2 separate regions of the Homo sapiens genome follow, and region 2 is linked to region 1. The links are chromatin contacts, found by Hi-C or POLR2A ChIA-PET in ENCODE. All regions are on one chromosome and are shown on one strand. The core of a region is the stretch at or near the end of the contact, and the rest is flanking DNA. Distances in the headings are between cores, read along the strand shown. Region 1 holds the start of DYNC2I1 (dynein 2 intermediate chain 1). Region 2 overlaps ESYT2 (extended synaptotagmin 2).

What was found. A loop is a pair of places that touch in the nucleus more often than their neighbours do. ChIA-PET counts read pairs that join two places held with the same protein, here RNA polymerase II (POLR2A). Pooled maps may share reads with other maps.
Region 2: a loop to region 1 is called in a map of endothelial cell of umbilical vein, with 3 times the contacts of the local background. The contact joins the enhancer-like site here to the promoter of DYNC2I1 in region 1. A Hi-C loop is called at or near these places in 1 of 168 maps with a recorded cell type or tissue (endothelial cell of umbilical vein) and 1 of 50 pooled maps. POLR2A ChIA-PET finds 5 or more read pairs at or near these places in 6 of 52 experiments (AG04449, AG04450, HCT116 and 3 more).

Annotation. Positions count from the first base shown.
Region 1 is chr7:158,855,207-158,858,546 of GRCh38, forward strand. It overlaps DYNC2I1 (dynein 2 intermediate chain 1), which reads left to right and starts at 1,352. Exons shown (of 25, transcript NM_018051.5): 1 at 1,352-1,544. The coding sequence starts at 1,530. It overlaps LOC124901796 (a long non-coding RNA gene), which reads right to left and starts at 1,316. Exons shown (of 2, transcript XR_007060627.1): 1 at 1,175-1,316; 2 at 1-190. RefSeq lists a silencer at 1,408-1,877 and an enhancer at 2,228-2,769.
Region 2 is chr7:158,738,168-158,741,780 of GRCh38, forward strand. It overlaps ESYT2 (extended synaptotagmin 2), which reads right to left. Exons shown (of 23, transcript NM_001367773.1): 18 at 3,356-3,613; 19 at 856-954. Among named protein-coding and RNA genes, the nearest start is that of NCAPG2, 35 kb to the left of the region's middle. Within about 2 kb of position 2,169, at least 9 of the 41 ENCODE cell types and tissues checked have a DNase peak (open chromatin) inside an H3K27ac peak, as active enhancers do; they include PC-3 and endothelial cell of umbilical vein, where a contact is called at or near this core.

The DNA.
Region 1 (3,340 bases), core at 102-2,601:
ATCAGAGTTTTCAAGGATAACTTGGGTGGGGGGAAGCCAGTGAGCCAGGAGTGCTGATTGGTCAGAGATGAAATCATAGGGAGTCAAAGCGGTCTTCTTGCCCTTATCAGTTCCTGGGTGAGGGGCCACAAGATCTGATGAGCCAGTTTATTGATCTGGGTGGTGCCAGCTGATCCATCAAGTGCAGGTTCTGCAAAATATCTCAAGCACTGATCTTAGGAGCAGTTTAGGGAGGGTCAGAATATTGTAGCCTCCAGCTGCATATTAGAAACTACTCCTAAAACGTAATTTCTAATCTTGTGGCTAACATCAGTCCTACAAAGGCAATCAAGTCCCCAGGCAAGAAGGCCTGCTTTGGGAAAGGGCTGTTACCGTCTGTGTTTAAATTATAAAATATAAACTAAGTTTCTCCCAAAGTTAGTTCAGCCTACTGCCAGGAAGGAACAAGCACAGCTTGGAGGTCAGAAGCAAGATGCTGTGGGTTAAGTTACACCTCTTTTACTGCCTCAGTCATAATTTTGAAAAGGCGGTTTCAGGCTTTCAGCCCTAACTTTCCCTTTGGCTGAAGGAGTTCGGAGGTCCTGAGAGTTTTTGATTTTCCCTTACGTGTTGTATAAAAACAGTCTCTCAACGTTGATTCCTGCCTACCTTACTGCTTGTTTTTATCAAAAGACGACATATGGGAATATAATTTGTTAAGTGCAAAGCCTTATTCAAATGTAAAGCTCTTTTCTTTTTTTTTTTTTTTTTTTTGAGACAGAGTCTCGCTCTGTCGCCCAGGTTGGAGTGCAGTGGCGTGATCTCCGCTCACTGCAAGCTCCGTCTCCCAGGTTCACGCCATCCTTCTGCCTCAGCCTCCCGAGTAGCTGGGACTACAGGCGCCTGCTACTGCGCCCAGCTATTTTTTTTTTTTGTATTTTTAGTAGAGACGGGGTTTCACCGTGTTAGCCAGGATGGTCTCGATCTCCTGACCTCATGATCCACCCGCCTCCGCCTCCCAAAGTGCTGGGATTACAGGGGTGAGCCACCGCGCTCGGCCTCAAACGTAAAGCTCTTTTCAATATCTGCTCTCCCTTTCTATCTTCCCCGACTGTCAGTCCGGTCCCGTGGGAACCCGGGGCGGGTTGGGGCGAGTCAAGAGCCCCTGCACCCCAAGTCAGGGTACTGCACCTACCCCTTGGGGAGACCAACGACCGCTCGGTCCTCTGCTGCTCCTGCCTGGCGGTTGCTAGGAGCCGGGGAAGCGCAGGCGCATTGGGAGGGGCCGCGGGCACGCCGAGCAGCGACCACTCGGCCTTCCCCTGCTCCTGCCTGCCAGGTGCTAAAAATGCCGGGGATGCGCAGGCGCACTGGGAGAGGCCGCAGGGCACGCTGGGCAGTGCTTCTGGGCCCTCTGCTGCTCCTGCTTGTCGGTTGCTAGGCGCTGGGACGCGCCTCCCGAAGGGTGCGGGGCACAGGTGGCCTCTTCGGGGTGGACCGCGCCTGGCCGGGGCCGAGGACACCGCGGCCGCCCGGGCCTGCGGGAAGCGATGGAGCCCGGGAAGGTCGGTGCGGCGCTGGGTCTGGGCGAGGGGTGGTCGAGCTTCGCGGACTCCTTCGGGCGCCGCTAGCAGCGCCGCCGCCGCCCTCCCTTTGCGCAGCGGTTCTCTCGGCCGGGCCGGGGCTTCCCGGAGGAGCCGCGGTGCCTCCGAGGCAGGAAGGGAAACGGAGGCGCGGCTGGCCGTCGGCGCGAGGGATGGCAGGACGCCGGGCTCCCGGCGGTCGGGAGAGGCGGTCTGTGCAGCCTCAGGCCTGGGGTCGCCGCCGCGGCCCGTCTCCTCGCGCCCGGCCTGGAGGCGGCCTCGGCCCCTGCTGCGGGGCCGGGGTGGCTGAGGAGACATATTTAAAAGTTTATTAAATTTTAGCTGACTTAAGTTTAAATATGACTTGTCACAGTTTAAGAGGTTGAGAGAGTGCAGCCTGGGTGCTTGAGTTTGAATTCAGGATTTTGTATTTACTTGTATGACCTTGGCAAACTCACTTAACATGTCTTGTTTCCTAATTCATTCAATGGGCACAATAATAATAGCAACATTATAGGGTGTTTAAGAAGGTTAAGTGAGATATTATGTGTAAAAGTGCATAGACCAGTGCCTGCTTTCATTAACACTCAATAAATGTTAGATATTACTGTATTATTCTTATCTATTGATTCCCCACTGAAAGATGAGGAATTTAATTTGCATACATTTTCTTCTACCTTCACTCCTATTATTTTTTCCCCATCACTTACCTTTATGTGTTGAATAATACTCCTTAATTTGTATTTTATGTTATATAAACCTTAGGTTTTTGTTTTTTTTTTTTTTTTGAGATGGAGTCTCACTCTGTCACCAGGCTGGAATGCAATGGCACGAACTTGGCTTACTGCAACCTCCGACTCCAGGGTTCAAGAGATTCTCCTGCCTCAGTCTCCCGAGTAGGTGGGATTACAGATGTCCGCCACCAAGCCCAGCTGATTTTTGTATTTTTAGTAGAGATGAGGTTTCACCGTGTTGGCCAGGATGGTCTTGATCTCCTGACTTCGTGAGCCACTGCACCCGGCCTTTTTTTTTTTTTTTTTTTAAAGATAATTCCCCTTGTCGCCCAGGCTGGAGTACAGTGGCACGATCTCTACTCACCGCAACCTCCAACTCCTGGGTTCCAGCGATTCTCCTGCCTCAGCCTCCCGAGTAGCTGGGATTACAGGCAGGTGCCACTATGCCTGGCTAATTTTTGTATTTTTAGTAGGGATGGGGTTTCTCCATGTTGGTCAGGCTGGTCTCGAACTCCTGACCTCCGGTGATCCGCCCGCCTTGGCCTCCCAAAGTGCTGGGATTACAGGCGTGAGCCACCGCGCTAGGCCAACCTTAGATAGTATTTTTTAACTTTCCCCTAGTTAAGATTAAGAAGCTACTGCCCTGCACTCCCCATTTCTCCCTAAACCCACTAATTTCCTGACCCTGTCATCTTCTATGCTATTCTCTTTACATTTCTTTAAGTTACTCTGTAACTTACATTGTCCGTGATTTGTTTATAGGTTGATTTTAAAAATGAAAACCAATAAACACTATAACATCATGGTTATATACGTTTTCATTGCAGAACCAAATAGTCAGATTGGACCAATAGATACAATGGAGTCCTGTATTCTAAGCTCACTCTACTCAGGGAACAATGTTTCTGGTGTCAGGGTCAAAGGGGTCATCTTTTGTTACATTCAGTTAATGTACCACAATGAAGTTTGCTTATCATTTGGACCATGTCTTTCATAAATGGCCCTATTTGCCCTGTTTTTTTAGTTTTGGCAAAAAAGAACATA
Region 2 (3,613 bases), core at 919-3,418, 120 kb before region 1:
CGGACGAGGTAGTGCACGCCTGTAATCCCACCTACTCGGGTGGCTGAGGCAGGAGAATTGCTTGAACCCAAGAAGCGGAAGTTGCAGTAAGATGAGATTGTGCCACTGCACTCCAGCCTGGGGGACAAAGTAAAACTCTGTCTCCAAAAAAAAAAAAAAATACACACACACACACAGACACACACACACACACACACACACACACACACACTCTTCCTGCTCTAGGCTACACATTTGTACAGTATGCTACTGTGCTGAATACTGTAGGCAATTGTGACATATTTGTGTATTTTTTTTTCTTTTTGAGACAAAGTTTCGCTCTTGTTGCCCAGGCTGGAGTGCAATGGCACGATCTTGGCTCACAGCAACCTCTGCCTCCTGGGTTCAAGTGATTCTCCTGCATCAGCCTCCCTAGTAGCTGGGATTACAGGCATGCACCACCACACGTGGCTAGTTTGTATTTTTAGTAGAGACAGGGTTTCTCCATTTTGGTCAGGCTGGTCTCGAACTCCAGACCTCAGGTGATCTGCCCACCTCAGCCTCCCAAAGTGCTGGGATTACAGGCGTGAGCCACCATGCCAAGCCATATTTGTGTATTTAAACACATAAAAGGTACAGTAAAAATACAGTATGATCTTAGGGGACCGTTGTACTTCGGTGACCAAAACGTTGTCATGTGACATACGCAGTGGTGACACCCTTTACGAGCACCGTCTCTAGAGGTTTAATTGCTTTGTCCTTTCTAAATGAAACATAAATGGATGTTTGGAAATCCTAAAGGCGGTGTCTACATCATCCTATCCAGCATCCACACTCAGCAGCACAGCAGCGGGCGCGTGGGACCCCAGCCCCCACCTGCAGGCATGCACGACCACGATAAGCTTGTTTCTCTGCGAGCTGTGCCGGATGGTCAGCTGGATCTGCCCCAGTGGAGACTGTCCCAGGGTCGTCCCGCTGTGGGAAAAGAGCAGAAAGTCACCAGCTTGCCTGAGACTGGAGAACGTTGTGATTCATTGGTCCACTGTACACGATAAAATAATTTCTATTCATTTAGACAAAAAGAAGTCAAATTACCCATGAACTTAAACATAATTTGAAACTTCTGGGTACAAGTCAAACAGATGAATATTTTACTTGAGGGTTCAATATAAATTAATTATTCAAAACTGACATTATTTCTTTTGTTTTTGTTTTTTGAGACGGAGTTTCACTCTTGTTGCCTAGGCTGGAGTGCAATGGCGCAATCTTGGCTCACTGTAACCTCCGCCTCCTGGGTTCAAGCGATTCTCCTGCCTCAGCCTCCTGAGTAGCTGGGATTACAGGCGCCCGCCACCACGCCCAGCTAATTTTTTGTATTTTTAGTAGAGATGGGGTTTCACCATGTTGGCCAGGCTGGTCTCAAATTCCTGACCTCAGGTGATCCACCTGCCTCGGCCTCCCAAAGTGCTGGGATTACAGGCGTGAGCCATCGCGTCCAGCCAACTGACAGTTTTTTAGTTAGGGTCCTGAAAACTAAAAGTAAAATCCTAAGCCCCCACCCCACTCCCATGTGAGTGGACCCAGGGGACCCCAGAGAAACTTAAACACTGAGTTCCTGACCACAACAGGACGGGAGGTTATTTATACCCCCCCCTTCGCAGTTCAGATGCAACAACCGACTGGCATTAATGCTGCAGCAGAGATCGTTAAGACTGAAGGAACAGATTCCTTGCGGCAGTAAGATACCAAGCTACAAAGAAGACCTGGGGCCATGCCAGGCAAGGGTAAGCCTCACACCCAACGCTTAACAGAATAAACTGGGTTCTACCTGCCACCAGGTGTTTCTTTCTCCAGCAGCTAAACAAGCACTGGCCTCGAGAGCAGCAGTGTTAAAGCAAAATCCCAGCTTGTCCTGATCCAGATGCTGACTCAGTGACCCCTGCTCCACCGGCGCTAACTGCAGCTTTGACTGACGAGAGGCTGATTTCACAACTTCCTCCTGATGGCAGACCCTGACCACGGACTGCTGCTGGCTGTTCTAGAGAGGCTGGGCACTCTGCGGCATTCACAGCTCCTCCTGGAACCTGCTGAGGACGCGTGCTCCGCACAAGCTCCTGCCCTACCCTTCCTCCTCTGAGGTGCTTCCGGGCCTGTCAGGCTGGCCAGCCTGCAGGCTGCAACCCTATAAGGATAAGGAATAGTCTCCTTTCTAAATGTGCAGATCTTATGATTCACCAATTGAGCACCCGAGGTTAAAACCACACAGTGTCCTTATTACAAGCATCAGCCCTGTGGTCCTTGTTAAGCAGTTTCTAGCCTGTCCTACCCGAATTTGCATGTCCCGTCTCAAAGCCTCATGCAAGCCACGTGCTCTCTTCCCATCTGATGAGACTGCAGCGCCCTTCCTTCCATTTCTCTCTGCTCAAGGATGGAACACAGACCCCCAAAATGACAACTGGTCTTGTTTGTTCAGTGGCCCCTAAGATCATTTCTACTTCCCAAATTGAGCTCCTGAGAAAAAGTGTTTCCTTGTTTAAAATTCTATTTCCTTCTGGAGCAAGAGAGAAGGAATGTTTTCTTCTTTCCAAAATAGTGGACATGAGAAAGCATGAAAGAAAAAAGTGAGTGTGGCTCAGAGGAGGGCGGCTGTGCAAGCTCCACAGTCTGCGTGTGCTTTTTCTAACAGCTCAGAAGCACCTTTGCCTCCGTTTCTGTTACTATTTTCTTATTATTCAACACACCTCTTATAACACCACACAGGGAGAACTATTTCAAAGGTCAATTTTGTTTCTTCCACCAAGAGGAAAAGGTTAACATCTGAAGCTTGTGATAACTACAGACAACTTTTTCCTCCGTATCTAAAGAAACCCTTAACACACACCTATGAGTCATGGGGCTTAAATAAGGAGCCAACACAGACATCCGAAGACAAACAAAAGAGACTGAGCAACAGGGATGGGATCCAACTACGTGAAAGAGCAGGTCTGTCCTCACACAACGGGGAGGCCAGGGCTTCTCCAGTGGCCGCAGCGAGGCCCGCGGGCCAGCTCTGCGTCTGTCTTCCTGGCAGAGGCCCAGGCACACAGCAGCGTCCCGGCGCTGCCTCCTGTCTTTCCTACTGTGAAACCTATTACTCCATCACGTTCTAATCTTTAATGACTAAATCCTAGAAAATGGCAGGTTTTATTTCCAAAGTCCGAGATGCAGTGAGCAAAACGGCAACACAACCTGAAGTGCTTTCAGTTAACCTAAGATTAGGCCTCCCTCCCCAAAGCATGCCGGCCTCATGCTCTGCTGCGTTAAACGACTCTCCCCCAGCGTGGGGTGGGGGGCGCTTGCTCTGCTGGTGAGAAACAACATGGTGGCACTTAGTTACTTTTCCAGCTGCCTCAGCCTTTGCCGCAGCTCCTGGGTGGCGATGGGCAGCGAGATGTCCGAGGCGATGCTGGGGGTCGGCTCCTTGACTGAGATGTGGCCTGGGGAGGCCAGGAGGCTGGAGGAGCTTCTGCCCAGGTCGTGCAGCCCCTGAGGGCCGGCCTCAGGGGGCTGGGCCTTTTCTTCCATACCAGGCTTATCACTGCCCCCAATGACTGGTGTGGATGGAGCTGTGTTGCTGCCACCAGGGCCTGGAGAC